Regions from separate parts of the Homo sapiens genome. Here region 2 is linked to region 1. A link is a contact called in ENCODE Hi-C or POLR2A ChIA-PET data. All regions are on one chromosome and are shown on one strand. Each heading gives the region's core, a stretch centred on a gene start or an enhancer-like site at or near the end of the contact. The rest is flanking DNA. Distances are from core to core; before and after follow the strand shown. Region 1 holds the start of DSCAS (DSC1/DSC2 antisense RNA). Region 2 holds the start of DSG1-AS1 (DSG1 antisense RNA 1).

What was found. A loop is a pair of places that touch in the nucleus more often than their neighbours do. ChIA-PET counts read pairs that join two places held with the same protein, here RNA polymerase II (POLR2A). Pooled maps may share reads with other maps.
Region 2: a map of mammary epithelial cell shows a loop between it and region 1 (2.5-fold over the local background). The contact joins the promoter of DSG1-AS1 here to the promoter of DSCAS in region 1. A Hi-C loop is called at or near these places in 4 of 168 maps with a recorded cell type or tissue (Calu3, MCF 10A, colonic mucosa and 1 more) and 1 of 50 pooled maps. POLR2A ChIA-PET finds 5 or more read pairs at or near these places in 1 of 52 experiments (MCF 10A).

What each region holds. Positions count from the first base shown.
Region 1 is chr18:31,098,506-31,105,889 of GRCh38, reverse strand. DSCAS (DSC1/DSC2 antisense RNA) reads right to left here and starts at 4,302. Exons shown (of 4, transcript NR_110785.1): 1 at 4,167-4,302; 2 at 2,696-2,767. It overlaps DSC2 (desmocollin 2), which reads left to right and starts at 3,469. Exons shown (of 16, transcript NM_024422.6): 1 at 3,469-3,987. The coding sequence starts at 3,919.
Region 2 is chr18:31,424,471-31,431,854 of GRCh38, reverse strand. DSG1-AS1 (DSG1 antisense RNA 1) reads left to right here and starts at 4,867. Exons shown (of 4, transcript NR_110788.1): 1 at 4,867-5,022.

The DNA of each region.
Region 1 (7,384 bases), core at 3,053-5,552:
GTCAACTGCGTCTATTAAAGGCAGACCAGACATTGTGAACTGTCTCCAGTCACGTTCAACACAATTGCCTCAGAATTAATTCATTTGCTTGTTTTAATTGAGTGACTGCTAAATGAAAACTATTGTCATAAGAACTGATTTATAATTTATTTCATACTCTACCTTGAATTTTTAAAAAATACTTTGAGGCCAGGCGCAGTGGCTCACGCCTGTAATCCCAGCACTCTGGGAGGCCGAGGCGGGCGGATCACGAGGTCAGGAGATCGAGACCATCCTGGCTAACACGGTGAAACCCTGTTTCTACTAAAAATACAAAAAATTAGCCGCGCATAGTGGCGGGTGCCTGTAGTCCCAGCTACTCGGGAAGCTGAGGCAGGAGAATGGCGTGAACCCAGGAGGCGGAGCTTGTAGTGAGATGGAGATCGCCCACTGCACACCAGCCTGGGTGACAGAGCGAGACTCCGTCTCAAAAAAAAAAAAAAAAAACAAACTTTGAAATGTAATAGAAATTGAACTTGATTAGCATACTATGTTTCACTGAGATCAATTTTTAAAAGTGAAATTCAAAGAAATATACATAGAATTAAAAAGTAAAGATAGCATTTGTCGGAAAACACAGAATTTTAAAACTTTTTCTTAAATTGAGAAGGATTCTTTTTAAACAATTGTTTCAAATTTTCAGAAAGTACACAGCTGACTCAAACTGCACAGCTCATTTTAGTATTGCATTGTTAACTCATTTATGCCAGACAAGATCTGGGGTTAGTGTTGAAGAGAGGGGGTTGAAGGTGAATGAATTAGCACTAGGGTTCAGCCCTAGACCAGGACAGAGAACTCTCTGAGGAGAGGTACTGGAAGGACAGGAAATAGGGAGCTGTCATGAGGAGGAAGTGAATGGATCAGAGAGATGTGGTCGTACAATGGCGAGGAAGATGGATGTCCACAATAACTGACACTGAGGGAGCACTTAGAATGTGCCAGGCTTTCTTCTGAGTGCCTTGATATCATTTAATTCTTGCAACAGCTCTGAGAGGTTAAAAAATTGTGCTTATTTTACGGTGATTAGCAGATGTTTCCCTTTCTGCTCCAACCTATGAAGCAACTAGACAATGTCCTTTAATCTTGCTTTTTGCCTGTTAGGTTTGTGTTTCCCTTGCTTTTGAATTCCATTCTATGTCATATGCCATGCCGAGATGGTTTCGTCCTGAAGATGACATCTGTCCCTGTGGATCACTCATCCTCTGGTGCTGGCAGGGGAGGAACTGGCAGGATTCACAAAGCTCATGCAGAGCTGTCTCTATTTGCTCATCAGTGAGTAAGTGGGATTTTTTTGGTTGTTGCTGCCCTTAATAGTTTCTGGCCTCTGATATTAGAAAATTGTGAAGCTAGGCTGGATAGATTTGGCCTGTGGGCTTTGGATTGCAAATTGTTCACTTCTTTAAGGATTGCTCTGGCCCTGACTTTCTATGTTATCTCTGAAATGAACATCCATTTCCAGCCAAGCTTCTCAAAAATCTGTCATAAGCAGTCTAAATAGTTTAATTTTAGATGTAGAAAGTACCATAGATAGCCTCCAGTATTACCTTATTATTATTGATTATCTTACTTAACAGATGGACAAATGGGAGTGTTGAGACCTGAGAGATTACTTAAGCAACACAAAAGAAGTTGCTTCTTACTTTCGGTCTGGTGTACTTTTTACTATAAAAAGTATATTTTTATTGGGAAACTAGTTCATGCAGCAGAATCATATTCATAAGCAAAAGTCATTCTTTTAAAAAAAGATCACATCTACTCACATTCCATTTTTTTTTTAAATATATGCCCTTTGTTTCAAACCTATGTTTTAGAGGGATCTATTTCAGTGACCATATAGCCTAACCTAAATACATTAAATAAATTGGGTACTTGCTCAGAGAAAGTACTTTATATTCCATTCTTTTGTTGAAAGTTTTTTTTGGAATAAAACAAACAAATCACCATTTTAATAGCCTCTATCAATTAATGTGAAAGAGGAAAATAAATATCTAAGATGAATTCTAGTCAAATTGCTCTTCCGCCCTTTCCTGGAATGAGGAAAAACATGAGCTGCCCTTAAGGCATCAGAGGGTAAAGAGTAGGCAAGAGTTTGGAAATGTCCTATAGTCAAAGCCTGTGATGATAGTCTGAGTAGATCTCCAGAACCTGAAACGCTTATAGCTTTCTTTTTGTCCTCTGAAAAGCTTCATGCTAGAGACCATGATGTCATCTTTAATAGGATGAGGTGTGCTTATGGTATCATTGATGGAAAACTATGAGTGTTAAAAAATATGGAAACGGAAGGATGTCAATTATAGTCTCATGCTGATGACTCAGGCTTATTTTACTAGCAAAGGGTCAATGATAATTTTATGGATATGGAGACAGAACAGCTCATTAGTGGCATTCGTTAATAAAATAGGGCATGAGCATAGCACAGACACAGAGAATGTAAGGCATGCGCTGTTTGACATTAATTTTTAATTTAAATATACACTCAGTATTGCAGTAATTCTGGCTCGGCATACAATGGTGTTAAGATGGTGAACATTTTCAAGAATCGAAATGGTGTGAGTGTCAGGGTTGGCTTTTCACATAGGATTCTCAGGACATCCCTGAGGAAACTTAAACCAAATAAAAGGGAGCAGACAAGTTTCTCTTTTGTGGTCAGGCTTACCTGGTTTAAGTCAGTAATTGAAAAGAGGTGCAGGAGGATGAGTCAGATGCCTTGTCATTGCTTTCTGAAGAGCTAAAAGAAACAGCATTTATATCTTAATCTTCCAGATTGTGTGCTGCAATAATTCATTTAGTTTAAGTGCACTTCAAATAAAAATGTAAATTATCCCATTCTTATTCATTTCTCACCATGAACTCTGGTTTTGATGGTAGTAAAGAAGGTGAGAACTCTCCACTGGATGTTCAGGAGTCCGGTATAGGAAATAAGTTATAACTCTATTTGTGACCAGGGATGTTCTTGGAGAAAATCAGTAACCACATGTAGCCCACGACTAGGACCTCAATGGATGCATTTCTTATAGTAACTCACCCTCGATTTTATTATTTTGCAGTCGCCTTGATTCCCTAACTTTACGTACGTATGTATGTATATATGTATTTTTGTCTCTAAATTATGGCGATTGTCTTGTATCATTGTCATGCCAGTAAATTCCTAAAAACACAAGACCCCAAAGAATGGTGCCTCAGATGACTATGATGTCTGAACTGCTTGTGGGTGTGTGTAGGAAATTCACTCCAGTAGAGTGTGTAACAGTCTCCCTGGAGTCAACTTTCTGTCAGGTGGGCCTCAGGCAGCTGTGACCTAAAACCCAGCCTCTGCGGCTCAGACCTCGCTCTGTAATTGACCCCAGGGCAGGGACCACGGCCGTCGCCGAGGGCAGCGGGCAGGGCGGAGCCGGGGCCGACCGCGCACTCAGGAGTGAGTCTTTGTGCAGTCAGGGCTTCTGCTGGGCAGGGCCGGCTGTTAATCTCGCCTGGCGGAGCGGACACCGGGGCGTGGTGGGGGAGATGGGCCTTATAGGTGGCGTCCGCTGGTGAGAAACACCTTGCGCAGGTAAAAGGGTGGCGGCGAGAGGGAGTTCCCACCCGTGGCTTTCTTAGAGAAATGAAGTCTTAAGTCTTAAATAGACAACAAGGAGGGGCCGATCGGTGTCTTTTGGACGCGTCTGGAGCCCCTCCCTCCGCCAAAGGAAAAGCCCCTTGGATGAGAGGCAGGCGCTTCAGAGAAGCTAAGAAAAGCACCTCTCCGCGCGCCCCACCTCCTCCGCCTCGCGCTCCTCCTGAGCAGCGGGCCCAGACTGCGCTCCGGCCGCGGCCCTCGCCCCGCGGAGCCCTCCTACCCCGGCCCGACGCTCGGCCCGCGACCTGCCCCGAGCCCTCTCCATGGAGGCAGCCCGCCCCTCCGGCTCCTGGAACGGAGCCCTCTGCCGGCTGCTCCTGCTGACCCTCGCGGTGAGTGTAGCCGCGGCCACCGCTCCGGGGAAGGGGGCGATCGCCTAGGGTGCAGAGGAAAACTAGGGGAACGGGGATAGGTGGGGGTGGCGGGAAAAGCTGGGGTGAAGGGGCCTCTGGGTGGCTAGAAAATGGAGTTGGCGGGGGTGGGGGAGGGCAGATAGGAAGAGGATCGCGACCTGAGAGTTGGGATCCCCAAGGGAAGGGAAGGTGTCTCCGGTAGATGTAATCAGCGCACTCAAGGAGAGGCGGGAGCGGGCCGCTTTCGCCCAGCCAAAATCGTGGCCCCTGGGTACGCGCCGGGGAGCAGGGTGCGCCGGGGCGGGAGTGCGCCGGGGTCGGAGTGCGCCGGGGCGGGAGTGCGCCGGGGCGGGAGTGCGCCGGGGCCGTCCAGCTGGCCTCTGGCACCTTCCCCGGGAACGTGCGGCTCCCTGTGCCTCGGGAACGTGCGGCTCCCTGTGCCTCGGGAACGTGCGGCTCCCTGTGCCTCAGCGCCTGCCCAGGCCACGGAAAGGGGAACCGCTGGGCGGCCGGGACGGAGAGCGAGTGTCCTTGGGTGAAAAAGGGAACTGCTCGCCTTTCTGGGAATTGTTTACTCTGAGAGAAGGGCGGGGGGAAGTGGCGGGTGGGGGAGGGGATCTTGACCCTTTGCTCCTGAGGACTGTCGACCGGCGAGCCCTAGGTGAGCATTTGTACAGTTTCAGTGGTTTCTTAACGTGCGAGGCTTCAGTTCCCTAAATCTTCGGAGGAAGGAAGGGTCTTTCTGATTTCTTGTCCCCAGAGGCGACTCGATTTTTCTGCTCACCACCCGCCCCCCGCGCCACCGCCCCTTGCCCCAGGTTCTTTCTTTCTTTAAAGAGCACTACAGCAATGACCCTACCCCTTCCCAGAGCTGGGAGCCTAAGTGGTTGGCCTTATTTGGGGCGGGACAGCCCCTTTCCCAGGCTTGACCGATGGGATCTCGTTGGGGAGCCTGAAGACGCAAAAAGCCAATGCCGGGAGCAGCGTCTGGGGAATTGGGGATATAAAAAGTCCGATTGGACTTTTCCTGGCTCCCTGGAAGAGGAAAAAAATCGACAGGTGTGGAAAAGTGCTCCTTGTCTTAAGCAGAAGGCGTTGGGCGCCAATCAATCTTGAAGGACAAAGGGAGGAACCCGGAAGGCTAATTCCTTCTGGGAGAAGTGAACTGGGGGCTGAAATATTCGTATAATTTCCCCTTCTCTTCCGCTCTCACTTCGCAGTAGAGTTCCACATTTTACAATCATGAATTGGTAATTGTTACTGTTATTAGAATGTCTTTCTCGAGGAGCTCAATGGACTTCAAACCCTTAACTGAATTCTCAGGGCATATTAATAACATAGAAAGGGCCAAGTACACAGCAGTTAACATTTTACAGATGAGGAAACCAAGAATGGAATAAATAACGGTCAGAACATATGTTGATGAGTAAGAAATAAATTTTCATTAGACTCCTAATAAAATTGCAATTTCTTTTAAAACCACCGGCCATTCTTTAAAGGAAAAGGCATGCACAGACGCTGGCAATGCGTGGCATTGCTCTGCATATACCTGCAGAGAGAGCTTTCTGTGTGTTATCTCAGATTCTGTTTAGGAGGAGGTGGGGTATCACTGAATACACTGAAATTGAATTTCCATTCCTTGTTCTTCCTTAGCTTCGGAGTTTGATAGGCGGGGAGTGGGGTAGGAAGTATGCTGGCCCTGCCTACACTCTCATTCTGCTGGTTTTTGCTCTGTGCACATCTGTGCAAAGCCCTGCCAACCTCACGTGGCTGTTGTGGTTGTGAGTCTCAAGTGTGAGAAATGCGTAAATACTAAGTGTAAGAAATTATTAAGTAAGAATGATTGTAGCTGGGCATGGGGTGCGCGCCTGTGGTCCAAGTCACTGGAGAGAGGCTAAGGTGGGAGGATTGCTTGAGCTTGGGAGGTCCAGGCTGCAGTGAGCCCTGGTCATGCCACTGCATCCCAGCCTTGGTGACAGAGCGAAATCCTGTCTCAAAAAGGGGGGAGAAATATCTTTGGTAGGAGGGTAGGATCCTTTACCTTCCTTCCTTCCCATATACCCAAGTAATCCTTCACCATTCCACAAATCAGCTTTTCCTCACTTCTTAATGTTTCTTCAGACCACACCTGGCTTAGCCACTTGAACTCTGTCTTCTGCTAACCACTAATAAACCTTCTAAGATCACTGGCTCTCCTGTGCTAAATCCAAATGACTCATTCTTTATATGGTTCCACCTTGTAGCTTTTGCCCTTATTCTTGACATTCACTCCCCCCCGCCTTTTTTTTTAATCTTTCTGACCACTCAGGGTCTGACTCCCTACCTAGCGTCTTGTCTTTTTCTTCTTTTTCTGTTGTCTTTTTTTGGTTTGGTAAAAATGACATAACATGAGATCTACCCTCCTAACACATTTCTAAGTGTATCGTATTGTTAATTATAAGCACAATGTCATATAGCAGATCTCTAGAACTTTCAGTTTCCATAACCAAACTTTTATATCCATTAAACAGCAAATCCCTGTTTCCCCTAACCTCCGTCACCTGGCAACCACCATTCTATTTTCTGCTTCTATGAGTTTGACTACTTTTTCCTGCACTCTTAAATGCTGGTGTCTCTTGGTTTTCTGTTCTAGGTCTTGTCCTTTGGAATCTACACTCTTTCCCTAGGGCATTTTATCCACTTTTATAGCTTAAAATATCACACAGTTGCCAACATATACTAAATTAATATTACTAGTTCAGATGTCTTCATTGAACAATAGTCCTTTGTATCACTCTACTGACTGTGATGTGTGACACAGCATTTATTATCTTCCCAAACAATGTTGTTTTTCTTTTAGTGTCCTGTATTTCAATATATGTCAGTACCATATGCCTGTTCCTCAAGTAGGAAGTCTGAAAGCTGTTTGTTTTTTCTTTCTCACTGCTCCCCTTCCTTAATCCATGAAGTTCCATGAACTCTACATTCAAAGACAGCTCAGGGGTCTATTCACTTGTACCTGTCACTTCTGCTATTACAAATAATGTCACAATGAATAAATTTGAATGTATGTCATTTCATATGTGGGCAGGTGTATCAGTAGGACAGATTACCAATAATGGGATTGACAAATAAAAGTGTAAATTAGGCCAGGTGCAGTGGCTCATGCCTGTAAATCCCAGCACTTTGGGAGCCTGAGGTGGGAGGATCACTTGAGCTCAGGAGTTCAAGACCAGACTGGGGAACATGGCAAAACCCCTTCTCTACAAAAAATACAAAAATTAGCCAGGCATGGTGGTGCATACCTATAATCCCATCTACTTGGGAGGCTGAGGTGGGAGGATCACTTGAACCCGGGAGGTGGAGGTTTCAGTGAACCGAGATCGCACCACTGCAC
Region 2 (7,384 bases), core at 3,618-6,117, 330 kb before region 1:
CTTTGCAAGAAGTATTTGGGAGAATTAAATAATTAAACAAGTGATGTTAAAAAAATACTTAGCATAACATTTAAGTACATACAGCGTGCTCAATAAATATTAGTTCCCTTTCCTGATTGAAATTCTTCCAGTTACTTTTCTATTCACATTTATTTGTCTTTTTATACCAAGATAAGATTCTACTGTAAGTGCTATTTTGTTACATGCTTTTTGCGTGAATGAGCTCTACCTTTTAGAGCTCATTAAATATTCATCTTCTTAATGTCTGTAAATATTCACCTTCTCTAATACTCAGTCCATATTCAAATTTCCTCAAATAAACAAAACATGATTTTTATAGTTCATTTGTCTAAATCAAGATCTGACTCAGAAACACAATTTTTTCCTCAAATTTCTTTTACTTTAGCAGTGTCCTTTTATTTAATTATTGTTTTTAATATCAACTTGTTGAAAAAAACTGAAGCAGTTATCCAACAAAAGGTTCCACTTTTGCATTGGTCTTGAGATGTTGTTTAACTTGTTCCTCTATCCTCGGATTTCTAATCCCTTGTGTTTTACTCTTATATTTAAAGATTTGTCAAATTCTAATTAAATATTTTTGTCCAGAATGCATCCTAAATACTTCATATTGCATGTTATCAGAAGGCATCATAACATATGATTAACCCACTTGTTCCTTTTTTTTTTTGAAATAAGGTTGGATGGGGTCTTGCTATGTTGCCCAGGCTAATCTCAAACTCCTTGGCTCAAGCTTTCCTCCTGCCTTGGCCTCTTAAAGTGCTGGGATTTCAGGCATGAGCTACCATACCTGGCCTTTTTTTTTTTTTTTTTTTTTGTCTGAATGCTGCTAATTACTTCAGGTTAAAATGGGAGTGAAGACCCCAAGGGAGATTCTAGAGATCTGAAGTGATGGTCTATTTAACCTGTGAAACAAGTTCCAAAATATTTCAACAGTTGCAAAAATACACCAAATATTAAAGATATTAAACTAGCTCATTGGTAATACCCTTCAGGGTCCAAAGACAAAGCAGCTTATCTGTGCAGCTGCCTTCAGTGGTACCCAATAGGTCCAGACTGTTACAGGTCTAGACGGGCTGAGAAATAAAGAACTGAAAGCTGGACCAGCCCAATTTCCTCCTTTCATCTAAACTTACTCTCCACAAATAATGAGAGTAAGTTTAAGTAAGGGAAATTTAAGTAAGGGAAACATATGTTCAGGTTTGCATTTCAGATGTGTCTTTTCAGTGCCAGCACCAAACAGGCACTAAAAATACACATCTGGAATGCAAACCTGAGCATGTATTTCCCTTACCTAAGTTTTTTCAATGTCTTCCCAAATACTGTAAGATAAACTTCCAGCTATTTTGAGTGACACGTGGTTTTCCAATGCTTGGTCAATGACATTTTCAGTCTAATTTCCTGTCCTTCCCTGGCATGACTTTATGTTCTTTATGTGTGTGACATACCAGACTGCTGGTGGTTGTCCCCCCACCACCGCTGGAACAGGACTCCCCCACCCCTTTCCTAGCTGCTTCCCTAGCACTAAGCTCAGGATCCGTCTTCTCCAGGTACCCAGCTCTGAGCTCGCATACTAGCCTGTGCTCTGTGTCTGCATGCCCACAGCACCTGGGTAGTTTTCTTGAAGGTTATACGGAAATGTTTGCTTAAAAGTTAATCTCTCTTGTTAGCCTATGATTCCCCCAAGGGTGGGATTCTCTTTGTACCCCCAGTGCCTAGTCTGTTCATAGCAGATAATGCATAAATATTTGTTGAGTTGAAGTGAACTCAGTGGATTAAAAGCCTGAGCAAAATATGAGCTAGATATCAATCCTCTGAGGGTTACATAGAAGAATAGAGTTGGGGGGTCCTGGGAGGAAATTTAAGATCAGGGTCAGTGACATCAATTCAGACAGTAGTATATGGGCAAGTTTCAGTGTCTGAAACTTAAGGAATCAGAAGAGGCAGCTATTTAGTGCATCCAACTCCAAACCAGGAAATGACTGTATTCTAGAAGGCGGACTCTCCCTCTGCTCTGCCTTGGGCTGGGTGGGAGGGGCTGGCTTCTAATCACCTTTCAGGGTGTGCCCTTCTTCCTGTCTTTCTGGACCCAGCCTACTCTTTCCCGGCTTTCTACTGTCTCTTGTTCCCTCATTTTTCCTTCCTGCTGTTTCATTTTTTTCCCTCTCTGCCTATCTATTCTTCTCTTTCTGTGTTTTTTCCATTACCTTCCTCCTTTGCCTTTTCACTCTTTCTCATTACCTCTGGGCAGAATGAGGATCTGAAGCTTATATCAATCTTTTTATCAGAGGAAAATTTTGTGTTTTGTATTTTCTCTTAAAAATGTAAATGTCTCCAAATAACTTTTTCTCACTCTTAAAAAATCAGCTAATTAAATTGCTTGATGTTCATTTAGATTTAATTCAAATCCGCTGTGCACGAGCTTGAAGAAAAGCAAACTACTGTGTGTTGGGGGGAAACGTGACCACCGCCTGATCCATCTATCATCCCCCTGATCCATCTATCATCTATCATCATCCATCGATCAGGGGGATGGATGTCCTGACAAAGATGTGAGCATCCCCTTCTCTTTCAGCCCATCAAGAAGGGCAGCACAGGGAAAGAGGTGAGGTTAACACAAAATCCCAAAGAATTCTGGAGTTCCTTTTAGAAAAGTTGTCCCTCAGGGAACAATTGTTCATTGCTGTCCAAGGGGCTTTGTCCAGTTTTCTCAATTGACTACAAAACATTCTGGGTATTGCATACCTGTGGCTTTACTCACAAAGAGGATCCTTTAGGACTGATTTCTTCTTGAACAAAATGCCTGGAATCCTCAGGTCCCTCTCATTTAGGAAAGATATTTTATCCAACAGGGATTATCTTGCTAAATAGGAATAGGTGACAACTGGGCAATTTAACACCCAGAGATTATGTTGCCCAAGAAACTCACTTTTTGAAGGTGATGACCATGAAGTCCAGAGGGATAAGGGACTGGTCTACCCTTGCATGGCCTGCCAGTGTTGAGGACAAAGTGCTAGTAGATAAGGGGCACATGTATCAACATCTACAAGATGCGGTCTAGTTTTATATTTCAAAAGTTGAAGATCAAAGCAAAGACAGTCAAAAGTGGGGTTTTCTAGGCTTCATTTAAATGAATGAAGAAATATAATGCACCTACAACCACAGCCTTCTTTCTATGTAGATAAACTGCCTCTCCTTAGTAACGATTACAATGGGCCTAGAGTAGGTGAGGATCATTGAGTACTCATTTTTACAAATTCTTCTCTTGCAATCTAGGGATTTAATGACTTTCTTATTTTCCCAGTGCTTTTCCGGAAGAGGTGTTCTGTAGAAAGGACCTACCCAGTGCTTATCTTCCTGTGATGTGAATAATATGGAGTGTACTGATGGTATCTCTCACATGCACAGCATTTTTTCTGCTCCAGGGGATACTGCCTTGTGTCTATTGCTCTAGTTTCCCTCTTCCTAGCACTAAAACCCTTCCTATATCTCTCTCAACTTACTCATAGAATTCAAGCATTTGAGAGCCTGAGGAAACTTAAAATGAACTAGTCTAGTGGCTTTCAAATTTCTTTTAACCACAACTCATGGTCAAAAACATAGTTATGCCACCAACCAGTACACACACACATACACAGACACATGTACAGAAACGAAACAAATTTTTTAAGGCAATACTTACTCTTACTTTGTGTGATGTATTCTGATTTTTAAATATTTTATTTAATTTCATTAAAAATGTCTAGATAGGCATACTAAATTGACTTTATGACCCATCATTGGAGGTGTGACTAACAGTTTGAAAAACACAGATTTGGTCAAATTCTTTAATTTTATAAATAAGAAAAGAAATGAGAACAGATTTTATGTGTCTTATGCAAGAATTGGACCCAAATATGAATAGAATTCTCAATCCAGTCATGCAAAGCTGCAAGCCTTGTTTGCAAGAAGCTGAAGCATCTAATATTTTACCCCTGAAAGGTTAAAAACATATCTCTTTATAATTTCTTTTTTTAAAAGATAGATTTTTTCCCATAATCTACAGCTAATAGAAGAGATGATTTTGGTAAAAGTGTTAAGAAGTGACTGAAGAAGGATAACTCAACAAATATTCATTTTATAGGCATGTATTAGTGCCTAACATGTACTGAGCACAGTCTGACCTAGAGACATAGAGATAGATGAGATAATGGTATAATTTTGGATCAGGGTGTGCCAACAGGCATAGAAAGAAAGGAACTAATTCGATTCATGCTGTGAAGGATTATACATGACTGATTGGTTATGCAAAATTGACAAATATTTAATGAATGCCCATTACGGTGATTGTATTTTCTAAAACTCAATTTAATGTAACAAGAATGTATACATAAGAGGACAACAGGTAGATGATTTTAAGTTAAGCCTGAGAGGGGTGGTGATAATAATTATGAACCTGCCCTGAAAATTCAGGAGGTATGGTTGCTATTAATCACGCACCCAACCCTTAGAGTCACCAATTGTTTCAAATTTCAGGACTCACGAGAAAGCATTTCCTTATTTTGACCAGATTTTCTTGTTGGCAAATTGATGGATGTTTTCTCTTTCAAGTAGTCACTGCTAATCTGTCTGCCTGTCATGGAGCTTAGTGGTTTCAACTTCAGATTTCATTTCTCAGCCTTTTTTCTTGTTAAGCTACATGCTTTTCTGTCTTAGCTAAGGATGCTTGACAAGTACTTTGCCAAAACATGCAGTGAAATGAACACACCCTCATCTTCAGAGAAAGAACACTCCTTTTTATTCCACGGAAACCATAATTCCCAAGCCAGTGAGATTATCTGTGGTCTTTTCTCTTTATCCCCTCCTTTTGCCCTTTAGGGGAGAGAAGAGTGTGGAGGGAGGAATCGGGGAAGCCCAGTGCCGTACTGATGCTCTGGACTTTGTTTTTGGAGGTAGCCTGTGATGCAGGGCAGAAAAGAGCTGATGCCTTGGAGAGAGACTGGGAGAGGCTGGAGTTAATAGAGGGTAGGTGTACTGTTCTGTCTTATTCTGCTAGCGAATTGCTCACTTTTTCAGATTCTCTGGCTTGCTTTCTCCTTGTAGAGAGCCTCTCGAGCCTTTTGAGCCTCCCCTCAGAAAATCTGAAAATTGAGGAAGGAAGACACTAACTTCCTAAATTAAAATAGATCAGTTACCTAGTTGACACCAAGTTACCTATGTGATAAATAATTTTTCTTTACTTTTTTTTTCTTTAGATAATTGTTTTTTTTTACTGATACATTTTATGAAATTGGGGTGCGTGAAAAAGTGGTAAGGTTCTAGTTAACTTTTTTTTTAGCGCTTGCTCTGTGGCTTGGTCCTCAAGTACTACTAGATTTCAGTAGTTGGTGGAGGCATTCTGAGTCTTTGGTAAAGGATTCTAATCATGCTGTGAAGATTATGCTGCTGTATGAATAGATAACAGCCATCAGAAAAAGTTAGTGACTCTTATTAGCTTGCGACATTTGTTTGGGGGAGTTTGCATCCAGCTTGTAACTGTTATGAAAGTGATTACTATATAAACGGAATGTTCCCTCACATGTCCAGGTCTTCCATCCTGTCCAAGGGATAAAACAAGACATTTTATCTGAGTTAAAATGTCAGTTGTCACAGTACCTTCTTTCTTGCCAACATCACAGTGCAGGTGAGGCAGAGCATATACATTCCCTAAATTAAGGGAGGCAAAGAGAGGGGTGGAAATAGAAACTATGGAAATAGAAAATAACAAGGAGCAGGCTAGTACATGAAATCCACAAATTGTGAAAGATTAGTCATAGTGTAATGTATTCTGGACAGTGTAAAAATCTTCAGTTGTTTGAAATTAGGAATGAAGATAAGTAATAAGTGCCATCTCAGGATAAGATCCACCATTATCATGTCAGATCATGTCCTCTTTGCTGGGAATATATATATTTTTCTTTTTTTCTTGTTCTCATTTGCACTGAAGGACTAAGCTGGGAATATTTTTTTCCTCTAAAACGTGTATTTAAATCTAAGGATACTTATTGATAGCTGTCTTCCGAGTTCTATCAATCAGCCCACAGGTAATACCTGGGAGATTCTGTTGTGGCATTGTGGTTCAGGCCTTCTCATGCCTATTTTCTTGGAGGAGAGAGTTCTTCAGTGTTCAAATTGTTAGATGTAATATGGTTCTTTCTTAGAAAATTATGTCCTATAACTTTGGTTCTAGGACTATACTATATATAGATAGGGGCTGGACACATTGTAGATAGCAAAGCCTATATTGTCTTCAGTCCAAAAACCAAGTAAGTTTTATGGCCATCAAAAACAACTGGCACAACCTAACCCCTGATAGCAGAGGTTATCTATTTAAATATGCCTTTATAATGCTGGCATCCTTATAAACAAATGTAAGTTTCATAATGATATCTATTGGACTCACAGACTCAGAACTGGGAGGAAAACTAGAACTCCAGAGATATAAAAAAATTTATAGCTATGATTATTGTACTTTGGTGTATAAGGTGTCTTCACTAACATCAAGGACTGTCTTGTTAACAGTGTGTTGTAATATACAGATTTTAAAACATGTGCATAGTCATTGACCCCAAAACTTCAATTCTAATGGAAATAATGTAAAGTGCATGTTAAGCTCTATGCACAAAGATATTAATCACACAATCACTTATAATATTAAAGGAGTAGAGGAAACCTCAGTGTCATTTCATGGGATGAAATATCTCTTTAATTATTTTATGAAGAATATTAAGCGTAAAATGCAGGTACAGGCTTTTATATAGGATAATCTCAACTAAAAAAATAATGTATGCAATGAATATGGGTATTAGAGAAAGACTAAATTTCAGTCACAGATTTGGGTTTCTAGGCCTTACCTATCAGTTGAAGGGTAGAGCTGTGTTAGCATTAGTCGAGGAGAATTATCATGGTGTTAGTTGTTGTCTCTGGGTAATGGGAAATTATTTTCATTTTCTTTTATATTTTTACATTTTCTAAATTTTCTACAATGAGCACATGTTAATTTTATACTGGGAAAATAATCATCCTGCACTAAGAGCAAAAAAAAAAAAAAAACCTTGACATCTTAACACTGAGTTTTTCTTTTCATTTTATTTCTATTCCTTATAAATGTAGAAGGCATATTTTTCTTGAGGTGGAGGACTATGTCTGAGTCAGCTCCTTCAGCACATAGTCCTACAGAGAGACCCTTAGAGTTTGCAGGGCATTTCCTGGGCTCCGTGCTTTTAGGTTACAGCGCCACCTTTGGGATATAGCCGGCATCACTCGTTACCACCATTTGCTGATGATGTGAAATGCACAATTATACTACGATTTTGTGATGTGGGCAGCTAATTATTCAGTTATCCCA